2 separate regions of the Homo sapiens genome follow, and region 2 is linked to region 1. Evidence: chromatin loops called from intact Hi-C (ENCODE). Cell type or tissue: endothelial cell of umbilical vein. All regions are shown on one strand. Each heading gives the region's core, and the rest is flanking DNA. Links, peaks and the distances in the headings are about the cores only. Region 1 has its middle 170 kb from the start of SVIL. Region 2 has its middle 57 kb from the start of SVIL.

What was found. A loop is a pair of places that touch in the nucleus more often than their neighbours do. Peaks named below come from ENCODE experiments on the same cell type or tissue, not always from the same donor. Only the 100,000 strongest peaks of a DNase experiment are listed, where the experiment ranks them.
Region 2: a loop joins it to region 1, with 9 times the contacts of the local background. A loop is called at or near these places in 1 of 110 quality-filtered maps.

Annotation. Positions count from the first base shown.
Region 1 is chr10:29,801,012-29,806,393 of GRCh38, reverse strand. No RefSeq gene overlaps it. Among named protein-coding and RNA genes, the nearest start is that of SVIL, 170 kb to the right of the region's middle. In endothelial cell of umbilical vein, for the core only: no CTCF peak of the experiment used is centred there; DNase peaks (open chromatin) are centred at 2,043 and 2,663; H3K27ac peaks cover 2,690 bases.
Region 2 is chr10:29,689,354-29,694,735 of GRCh38, reverse strand. It overlaps a transcript of SVIL not described here. Among named protein-coding and RNA genes, the nearest start is that of SVIL, 57 kb to the right of the region's middle. In endothelial cell of umbilical vein, for the core only: no CTCF peak of the experiment used is centred there; DNase peaks (open chromatin) are centred at 2,285 and 2,955; H3K27ac peaks cover 3,662 bases.

The sequences.
Region 1 (5,382 bases), core at 124-5,123:
TGTTTGAGGCTGAACCCATGAGCAGCTCTCTTCCAATGAAGTTGGCTCCGTGGGGAAGGAACTGGCCTTGTCTCAACCCCCAGACTCAGGGGATCCTTCCTTCTTGCTCCCATTCTTGTAGCCACAGCTCCTGAGTGCAGTGCGGGTCAGGCCCTCTTCAAGGGATTCGTGTGAGTTCATCCTGGCAGGAGCCCTCTGAGGTTGGTACTATCAATCCTAATTTCTCAGATGGGGAAACTGAGGCATGGAACAATTAAGGAACTTTCCCACAGCTGCAGACCTCATGGGCAGCAAGGCCAGGGGTTGACCGAGTGGTCTGGCCTGGGATCTAGGGCTCCCCACCCTGCCTCACCCCTGTCCCCTGCCCCTGTTTCCAGGGACCTGCTGGAGGTCTCCTGGGATAAGGTGACATTGCCTCTCTCTTCCACGGCCCCCAATCATCTTCCTTCTTGTGTTTCGCACGGACCTTCCTCCCCTGAGGCTGAATATGGGATTCCTGTGAGATTTTCTCAGCATGAGGGCCTCGGAGAAGATATGGACCACAAAAAGTGTGGACAGTAAACTGATGTCCCTGCAGAATGCACCCAGCAAGCTTCTTCCCTTCCTAGACCTTTCAGAGAGTCCCAAAATGTTTCTTTTGGCATTATGCTTAATTTGGGGTCAAAATTGAGAGACACTAGGGTAAAAGCGGCTTTCTCTGATTATCATGGTTAGGCAATGCCTATGGCATTGACAGTAGGGTGATTTTTTTATCCTGCCCCTCAAATCTTGGCATGCTGTAGAACTCTGATGAAATTTAATATCAAGGGAAGCCTTGAAGCAGAAAACTAGGTTATTAAAGGGCAGCCTTGGGGTGGTGTGGCAGACACTGTGACATGCCTTCTATATCTCCCTTCATGGACAGACTTGTTGCCCCCACCACTGGGCATGCTGGTGGCTGGGTGTCAGCTGTCAGCTGCCCCAACTCAGGACTCATCTTAGCTGAAGAGCGGCTTTACCCTAAACCACAGAGGGATACAGGCCTGACCAGCTTGGTCCAACACTGGAGAACATTCTAGCTCCAGGGCTCCCCACAGGGCTGCCCAAGGCCATCATCAGATTTCATCACAGTTTGACTTCTCCCTCGCACTCTCCTGCCTTCTGTCTCCCTGCCACGGGAGTTGATCTCAAGCACACGCCTCAGACACATGCTACACACTAAACTCTGCTTCAGAGGCCACCACTCCAAGGGCATGAAGCATTGGGACAGCCCCAGTGGTGACAGGCAGTGTATTAGTCCGTTTTCACGCTGTTGATAAAGACATATCTGAGAGTGGGTAATTTATAAAGAAAAAGAGGTTTAATTGACTCACAGTCCCACATGGCTGGGGAGGCCTCACAATCATGGCAGAAGGTGAAAGGCACATCTTACATGGTGGCAGACAAGGGAGAAAATGAGACCCAAGCAAAAGGGGAAACCTCTTATAAAAATCAGATCTCAAGAGACTTACTCACTACCACAAGAACAGTATGGGGGAAACTGCCCCCATATTCAATTATCTCCCACTGGGTCCCTCCCACAACACTTGGGAATTATGGAAGTTACAATTCAAGGTGAGATTTGGGTGAGGACGCAGCCAAACCTTATCAGGCAGGATGTGTGAAGTAGGTAGCAGCCAGCGCTACCACAGGTGGGTGGGTGTGTGGGTTTTTCTCTCTGCAGGGATGCTCTGCTGAGAGGGAGGATGGGGACCTAAATCCAGCCTGTTCTCCACTAACCACATGCTGAGCCCTGTGTGGGGGCTGCACCTGCCAGGAGAAAGCACGCCTTTTGCAATTGCACCACAATACTGTACAAACTCTCACAGTCCTGGCAGCAGCCCTCCTGTCTTTGCTTTGGAGAAATAGTGAGAAGCTTAAGAGAAGTGAATTTTCTCAGATTCCCTGTGGCCTTTCTGGTTCCAGCCCCTGCAGCATGCAGCACAGGGAAGTGCAGCTGTAGCCTAGTTGTTTTTGCTTCACTGGATACCCTGGGCCCCAGGGCAAAGAGCCAACATATTATGCCCTCTGAGTCACAGAATCAAAACAGGATTCTCTGTTTCCAGAACTTAGTCATGGTGGCACTGAGGACATTTAAGGAAGACAAACATTAAGCGTCACATTGTATATCCTCAAAAGCTCTCTGCTTCTTGCATTTTTATTTGACTCCAGAGTATTTCCTCACTTTTCTGTACCCAACTGTACCCTCTGGCACCAACCAGAGACTTTGAAACCCTCAGTTTCAGCCATCATCAGTGAGGACAGAGGACGTCTGAAACCCAGACCATTTCCTGAGCTGCAATCACAAAGTTCTTTATATAATTACATATGTGGCACTGACTTCAGTTTCTATCATTGAGAGCTTCTTCCATGAGACTCAAACCACTGGTCACAGGTAAGCAAAAAGAAATGCATTTCCTTTGCCAACAACAGCTGCCTATGCCCACCTAATAATCACTTCTAGTTGAAGATTACCTTCTGGTAACTCTCCAGACAGACCCCAGGAAGCAGTTGGTTGGAGAGGAACCCTTCAAGTTGAAACTGGGTTTCAGCGTGTCCAGATGACTCATGTAAATACACAAGCTCTGAGGCATCTCCCCGACCCCCAACAAAAATCTCCTCAATCACTCAGTTTGCTTTCCACTCATTTCCTGCCCCTTTCCCTTCCTCTACTTCCTCTTTTTCTACTTCTTTCGCCTTCTTTCCCCATTCTGACAGAGGAAGACTGATCAAAGCTTTGTTTGTTATTTATTTATACACAGTCGTGTTCTAGAAGGGCTTCTTGAAAGAGTGCATAAAACTCAACTAGGTTGTATAAGGGTAAAGTAGGTCAAAAGGAAAAGGACAAACACGTGCTATAAAAATGCATGGCCCAGGAATAAGACAAAGAATGACCAATACAAGCCAAGCCAAGCTCTGGTGCTCCATGTTTCTGTGAGCCAGAGGCACGTTACAGCTGTGGATGAGCACCTCTGTGATTGGTTTCCCTTCCTCTGCCGATCACGTCATCGTCCAATGCCATGGCTGTAAACACTGTTTGCACTGATGACTCTTATAGCCAAGACTGTACCCATTATTTAGAAATCTAATGACAGATGTTATTAAGGGCTGCAAGGCACCCTATGAAAAGGCTACACTTACCACATTCCCTTGCAACCGTGTAATTAAGTTCTGAACAATGACATGTCAGACAGCATGTAAAGAAGGCTCCTCACTCACACCTGTAAGCCCTGCACTTTGAGAGGCCAAGGCAGGCAAATCTCTTGAGCTCAGGAGTTCGAGACCAGCCTGGGCAACATAGCAAAACCTCATCTCTACAAAAAATACAAGAATTAGCCAGGTGTGGTGGTGTGCACCTGTAGTCTTGGCTACTTAGGGGGCTGAGGCAGCAGGATCACTTGAGCCCATGAGGTCAAGGCTGCAGTGAGCTGTGTTCACAACACTGCACTCCAGCCTGGGCAACAGAGGAAAACCCTGTCTTCAAAAAAAAAAAAGAAAAAAAAAGAAGGCTCTTCAAAGGGACCTGCAGCTGCAGCTTTGATCCTTGCCACAGTCTTCCTACTACCTGGGATGTGGAATTAATGATAAAAGCTCCATAGTCCCTACTTACTGGACCATGGGTAACCTTAAGGGTGGCAGACACATGCTGAGGATGATAAAGCTAAAAGACAAGTGCCTGCTTCCTTGCCAATACTGGACCCCCCCCCCCACCCCATATCAGCCCCTACTTGCCTAGCTCCAGATTTTCATTAAGTGGAAAAGAAGAAAAACCTGGGCTTATGTAAATCACTGATATTTAGGATTGTTTGTTATGTGTAGCCATCTGTATTAATCTGTTTTCACCCTGCTGATAAAGACATAACTGAGACTGGGAAGAAAAAGAGGTTTAATTGGACTTACAGTTCCACTTGGCTGGGGAGGCCTCAGAATCATGGTGGGAGGCAAAAGGCACTTCTTGCATGGCAGTGGCAAGAGAAAATGAGGAAGCAAAAGCAGAAAGCCCTGATAAACCCTTCAGACCTCATGAGACTTATTCACTATCGTGAGAATAGCATGGGAAAGACCGGCCTCCACAATTTAATTTGCTCCTCCTGGGTCCCTACTAAAACACGTGAGAATTTAGAGATACACTACAATTCAAGTTGAGATTTGGGTAGGGACACAACCAAACCATGTCACCATCTAATTCTAAATCATTCTTTCTCAAATTTTCATCTGTAACAATAACCTTTTCAGCTACATATTTGAAGTTTCTACTTGAGTGTTGAATTGGAGTCTTAAACTGAACAGGATCCAGACAGAACACTTGATCTTTTTCTCCCCTTTCTTCCCCAAACTTGGTCCTTCCAGAATCTTCCCCCTCTGAACTAAATGGTACCCCCATATGCCCAGTTGCTCAGGACAAACACCAAGGAGTCATTCTTGATTCTGTTTTACTTCATTCCCACACATCAGCAAGTCCTATGGGCTCCACCTCCAAAATACACCCCACACCCATCACCTCTCACCATTTCCCAGGATCTCACCATTGTAGCCGCTGTCATCTTTCACCTGGGGTATCTCAGCAGCCTTCCAGCTGCTCTGATTACACTCATCTCACTGAAATCCTCCCCCCACAGTGGCCAGAGTGATCTTCCAGAAAATGTAAATCAGATCATATCACTCGTCTGCTTAAATCCTCCAATGCCTCCCACTGAAGTGAGGATAAAATCCAAACTACTATGGCTCACAAAACTCCAAGTGAGCCAGTCCCTACTACCCATTACCCTACTTTTTCATGAGCTAGACTCCTAGCCCTTCTTGCCTTTCTTACTTGATATAGTTTGGATGTTTGTTGCCTCCAAATCTCATGTTGAAATGTAATCCCTGGCCACATGTGGTGGCTCATGCCTGTAATCCTAGCACTTTGGGAGGCAGGAGTGGAAGGATCCCCTGAGCCCAGGAGTTTGAGACCAGCTTGGACAACATGGCAAAACCCCATATCTACAAAAAAAAAAAAAATTATCCAGGTGTGGTGATGCATGCCTATAGTCCCAGTAACTCAAGAGGCTAAGGTGGGAGGATTGCTTGAGCCTAGAGTTTCCAGGCTACAGTGAGCTTTGATCGCACCATTGCACTCCAGCATGGATGACAGAATGAGACCTATCTCAAAAAAAGAAAAAAAAAGAATGTAATCCCCAGCTTGGAGGTGGGGCCTAGTGGGAGGTTTTAGGGGAAGATGCCTCATGAATGTCTTGGTGTTGGTGCTGTCCTCATGATAGTGAGTGAGTTCTCATGAGATCTGGTTATCTAAAATGCTGTGGCACCTTCTGCCTCCCTCTTGCTCCTGCTCTTGCCATGTGATGTTCCTGCTCCAGTTTCACC
Region 2 (5,382 bases), core at 304-5,303, 110 kb after region 1:
GTGGCTCACGCACTTTGGGAGGCCGAGGTGGAAGGATTACTTGAGGTTAGGAGTTTGGGACCAACCCGGCCAACATAGCAAAACCTTTTCTCTACTGAAAATACAAAAATTAGCTGGATATGATGGCACACACCTGTAATCCCAGCTACTGGGGAGGCTGAGGCAGGAGAATCACTTGAACCCGGGAGGTGGAGGTTGCAGTGAGCCGAGATCATGCCACTGAACTCCAGCCCAGGTGACAGAGTAAAACTCGATCTCAGAAAAAAAAAATTGTATTTTGGGAAATGCTTGTAATGTAACCATGCTCACAATAACTGTATCAATTTATTTTTTTAAGAGACAGGTTGTACTCTGTCATCCAGGTTGGAGTGCAGTGGTGTGATCATAGCTCACTGCAGCCTCCAACTCCTGGGCTCAAGTGATCCTCCTGCTTCAGCTTGGACTATAGGCATGTGCTACCATGCCTGGCTAATTTAAGAAAAGATTTTTTTTTTTTTTTTTTTTGGTAGACACAGTGTCTTGCTCTGTTGCCCAGGCTGCTTCAAACTCCTAACCTCAAGCAATCCTCCGGCCTCGGCTTCCCAAAGCACTACCCTGCCAATATCAATTTTTGTTATTCCTTTCTTTGTTTACATCTTCTGACTTTGTTCGTTCATTACAATTCTGGGTAGGGGGGCTGTCTATGGGATGGGAGAGGACACTGGGCTCCTTAGCCCATCATAGGATCTAGAAGATGGAATTGCAATTTTATCTATGTATCTATCTATGTATCTATGTATGTATGTATGTATGTATATATGTATCTATCTATCTATCTCAATAACTATGTCTTAGGCCAAAACACTCCATTTTTTAGGCTTGCCTCTAAAATGAGGATAATGATCTAATGAAGAAAGAAGATTTGATTAATGTGGGTAAGGAACTTTTATAGGCCAAACACGTATTATTTTTCCACTGTTTTGGTAGTAGCTATTAGTATCCTGGCTTTTCTCACATTTGAGTAAGGCATTCCTATTTAAGAAGGTGCTTTGAAAGACGTTTTTTCGGGAGAAGGAAAGGGCTGGCACTTGCAGGTGTCTTGTGTGTGTGCAGTTGTGATGCACACAGCGGCTTGGCTCTGGAGTGCAGTGAGGTCTGGCGCCCACCTGGCTCTCCAGGGGCAGCTTAGTCCTGCTGGGTGCTCAGGCATCTATTCTCTCCCATTTTTCCAGGCATCTCTAGGAACTTACTGCCCTTTCAACGCAAAGTTTAAATTTTTTATTTGAAGAACCAGCCAATGAGAATGTATTTGGTGATGTCTTCATAGCTGCAACCTTTTCTATGTATGCGTGCCTGTGAAGGGGTAGGAGGGAGAAACCTTCTAGATTGTTTTCTTTTTTCCTTCCTCTTCTCTCCTTGCCTTTGCTCCTCTCCCCCACCCCCCATCCCCAAATAAATACACAAAACAGAGGTCCTATAGTGTCATGCTTGAGAATTATGGATTCGGGCCACCCTGCCTGGTTTGAATCCTGACTTGTCTCTAACACCTGGGCAAGTTGGTTAGCTGTTCTGAGTCTCAGTTTCCTGATCTGTAAAATGAGGATGAAGACAGTTCTTACCTCACAGGATTATGATGAGGGTTAGGTGAGTTAACATATGGAAAACACTCGGAGTGCCTGCCATTAACCCATTTATGCCTGAGGTTGCAGTCTTTTTGTGTGAAAAATCGGACCTTGGCGATGACCTTGAGGGGTGGGATATAAATAACTCCCACAAGCTTAGCGTTCCAATAATGGAACACTAGGCATATATGGTTAAGGACTATGTCAGCGTCAGTGACCATGAGACAAAAACCATATGGGTCATAGCTATTTGGGAGTAGTTGTTAGGAAAAAGAATTTTAGAATGGAGCATTCTGAAATACTAGTGTTTCTATATTTTTACAGTAATAGGAAAAAAGTCCCGCCTGGGCACAGCAGCTCACGCCTGTAATTCCAACACCTTGGGAGGCTGAGGCAGGAGGATTCCTTGAGCCCAGGAGTTTGAAACCAATCTGGGCAACATAGGGAGACCTTGCCCTTATATTAAAAAAATATATTTTTATATATATATCATATATACATATAAATAAGCATTTATATGTATTGTTATATATATATAAGGTTCAGAGAAAGTAGAATGTTATTGTATTCCGTGTGTAGCAGGAAAAATAATCATCACAGATCTCTCCTGAACATTTGGTGTATGCCAAGCACTATAATGAGTGCTTGACACTGATGATCTCATTGCAGGCTCTTATGAGTTTGTTCCTGTGCTTATTTTCCAGAAGAGGAAAGAGGTTTTGAGAGATTAAACTTGCCCAAGTTAGGAAGTGGCTGAATGCAATGGGATTCCTGAGCTCACCTGCTCATACGGGGTGGAATGTTCTGTCTCCATCCTTCTGCTGAGCAGAACCAGGGAGAGTTCATCGGCTTTGTCATGAAAATCACATCGTCTCATATGGTTGTTAGTGAGTCTAGTAATGCATTTCCTTTAAAAGGCAGTTTTCATGTTGACGAACCTCTACTTGCTTCTACTTGTAAGCCAGAATGCCAAAAACAAGAAACCAAGTTCACGATTCTTTGTTTTCTATGATTTGACGAAGGTTTCTGGCATGAGAACCTTCTTTTTGTAGCTGTAAAGCAACTGAGGTTCTTCACTGAGGTTGACAGTGTCTTAGCTGAGTGAGCTGCGGCAGGGATTCCCCTGTTTCCTGTGTTTCCAGTTGCTTATTGGCTGATCCAACTTCCAGATGGGTGCTAATTTCATTCCAGGAAGGGGACCAGAGCTGAGCAGCTCATCTGTTTTCCTTAGCGTGCTGCTCAGTTATTTGAAAGGGTGATTTGAGCTTATTTTTCTTCTTGTTTGTAGACAACAGTGGTGAGATAATTCGAGTGTCTACCTATAACAGAGTGTTACAGGGATTCCGTAATCTTTGCTCTCCAGCATCTGTTGGCCGGGGTAGATGGGGGGTTTGTTGTCCTTGGAAACCTGGAAGGAACTATTAGTCATGTCTTAATCCTGAGCCATAAATTTACACTCATTTGAGAGATAAGCAAATTTGGCAGAAAGACTGAGTCAAAAATCTTTGTCTTGATCTCTGAGACAGGATTAGTGGACAAACTAAATCATAAATTATTTATTATTTTGGTCACAGAAGCTGGAGCGTCGCCAAGAAAAGAATCTTTAAAAATTATTCATTATTGGGGCTGGGCGCGGTGGCTCACGCCTGTAATCCCAGCACTTTGGGAGGCCCAGGTGGGTGGATCACGAGGTCAGGAGATCGAGACCATCCTGCCTAACACGGTGAAACACCGTCTCTACTAAAAATACAAAAAATTAGCCGGGCGTGGTGGTGGGCGCCTGTAGTCCCAGCTACTCGGGAGGCTGAGGCTGGAGAATGGCGTGAACCTGGGAGGTGGAGCTTGCAGTGAGCCGAGATCGCACCACTGCACTCCAGCCTGGGCGACAGAGTGAGACTCCGTCTCAAAAAAAAAAAAAAAAATTATTCATTATCCAACATACTTTACATTGTTCATTATTGGTCATTTAGGCTCCAAATACTGTTACAGATTGAAAAGTAAGAGAAAAAAAAATCTTTCTACTATAGAACATTGCAGTTTTATTTAATGGGAAAAATATTCTTTTAGTCTTTTTACTCTTCCAGAAGAAAATGTTCCACTGAATAATTGATGCTTCTAAAATGAAGCTTTGCGTTTTATGATACTAGAATAGCTTTCATTATCTGAACGAATGAATGTTAGCCCTGAATATTAACTATCTTCATATAAAAAACATTTGAACGTAAGAAAAATCAGCCAACTTGATTGTTCTCAGGTAAAGTTCAGACCATGAATTATACAGAACCCCAGATAATTGCAGATGATGGAACTAATCACAATATGCAAATCAGCAATGATTAACAACCATATGCAGGTGTTCTCATGGGTTGTGTTCGAATGAAATAGGATATTAAAACTGGAAACTTAATTATGTAATTCAGGATGATAAATACATTATTATGCTTTCACCTTTTTTAAAAGAATTGAGACAAATGTAGTCATTTGTGATTTTGTAATCTTTGTTTTTATTTTATATAAATTAAAATATAAAATTCATTATTTTTTATGACAGACAGGTGAAATAAAAACATAGGGCCTTCTAGTATTGCATATTCTGATCTGAAGTTCTGCTTCTGAAATGTATGCTTGGTTCTAAATGATATAAATAGCCTCCATATTACTGACTTATACTTCTAAAACTTCTTTCTGAAGATTCAACAGCAGATCCTTGTTATCCAAGGATAATGAGAACCAGAAAAAAGGCCATTTAAGGTCAATCCACTTAAATGGGGACCAACATTTCATATAATGAAAAAAAGCTTTGGGACTTTATCATGAAAAAAATTAACTGAAAACTATGAAAATAAGTTATTTTAGCATACATTTATCAAAATTTAGGTGATCATTGTGACTATGGCTAGCTCTTAGAATGAGCAGTGTGAAAGTCAAGTGTTGATTATTTTGAAAGGAGTAAATTTTTTGTATAAAATGAGGCGATTCTACATTTTGGTACTTTTTATATCACAATTGACATTTACATCACAGCATAAAGATGACCAGTGTTACAAAGATATTCAAGGTCTTGGTCATTTTCCTCTGGAGCCGTTTAGATTTTTAAATACTAAAATCACTGTAGAAAGTTCTATCTTGTCACCAACGTTAGATTTTTCTCTGAAGTGATTGTTTCCTAATCAAACTGCTCAGCTCCCACTGGCCATTGTTTTACCTGTTATTGGGGAAATTCTCTAATGCCATTTTGATTAGCCTCATGAAATTCTGTATTTGGGGGAAAGTTTTGCAGTGTTGCTCTGCAGTGGACATACATCTGTGGGAGGTACGAGACAGTCACTAACAGAATTAGGGATAGAGGCTGACTTTGAACAATGATGGATTTTTAAGAGGGACTCAAGTCAAAAAAATGGCTATTTGGAAATATTTTAGTATTTTGAAGGTGTGCTTCCCTGAACAAGCCCATCATTTGTAGGGATTTGGGTCATGAATACTCCAATAACAAGGGCTCCCTGACCTGTGTGTATGAATGCATTGCAGTATGCAGTATGAAAAAGAGACTCGGCTGGGCGCGGTGGCTCGCGCCTGTAATCCCAGCACTTTGGGAGGCCGAGATGGGCAGATCACGAGGTCAGGAGTTCGAGACCAGCCTGGCCAATATAGTGAAACCCCATCTCTACTAAAAATACAAAAAGTTAGCCGGATGTGTTGGTGTGTGCCTGTAATCCCCACTACTCGGGAAGCTGAGGCAGGAGAATCACATGAACCCGGGAGGCGGAGGTTGCAGAGAGCT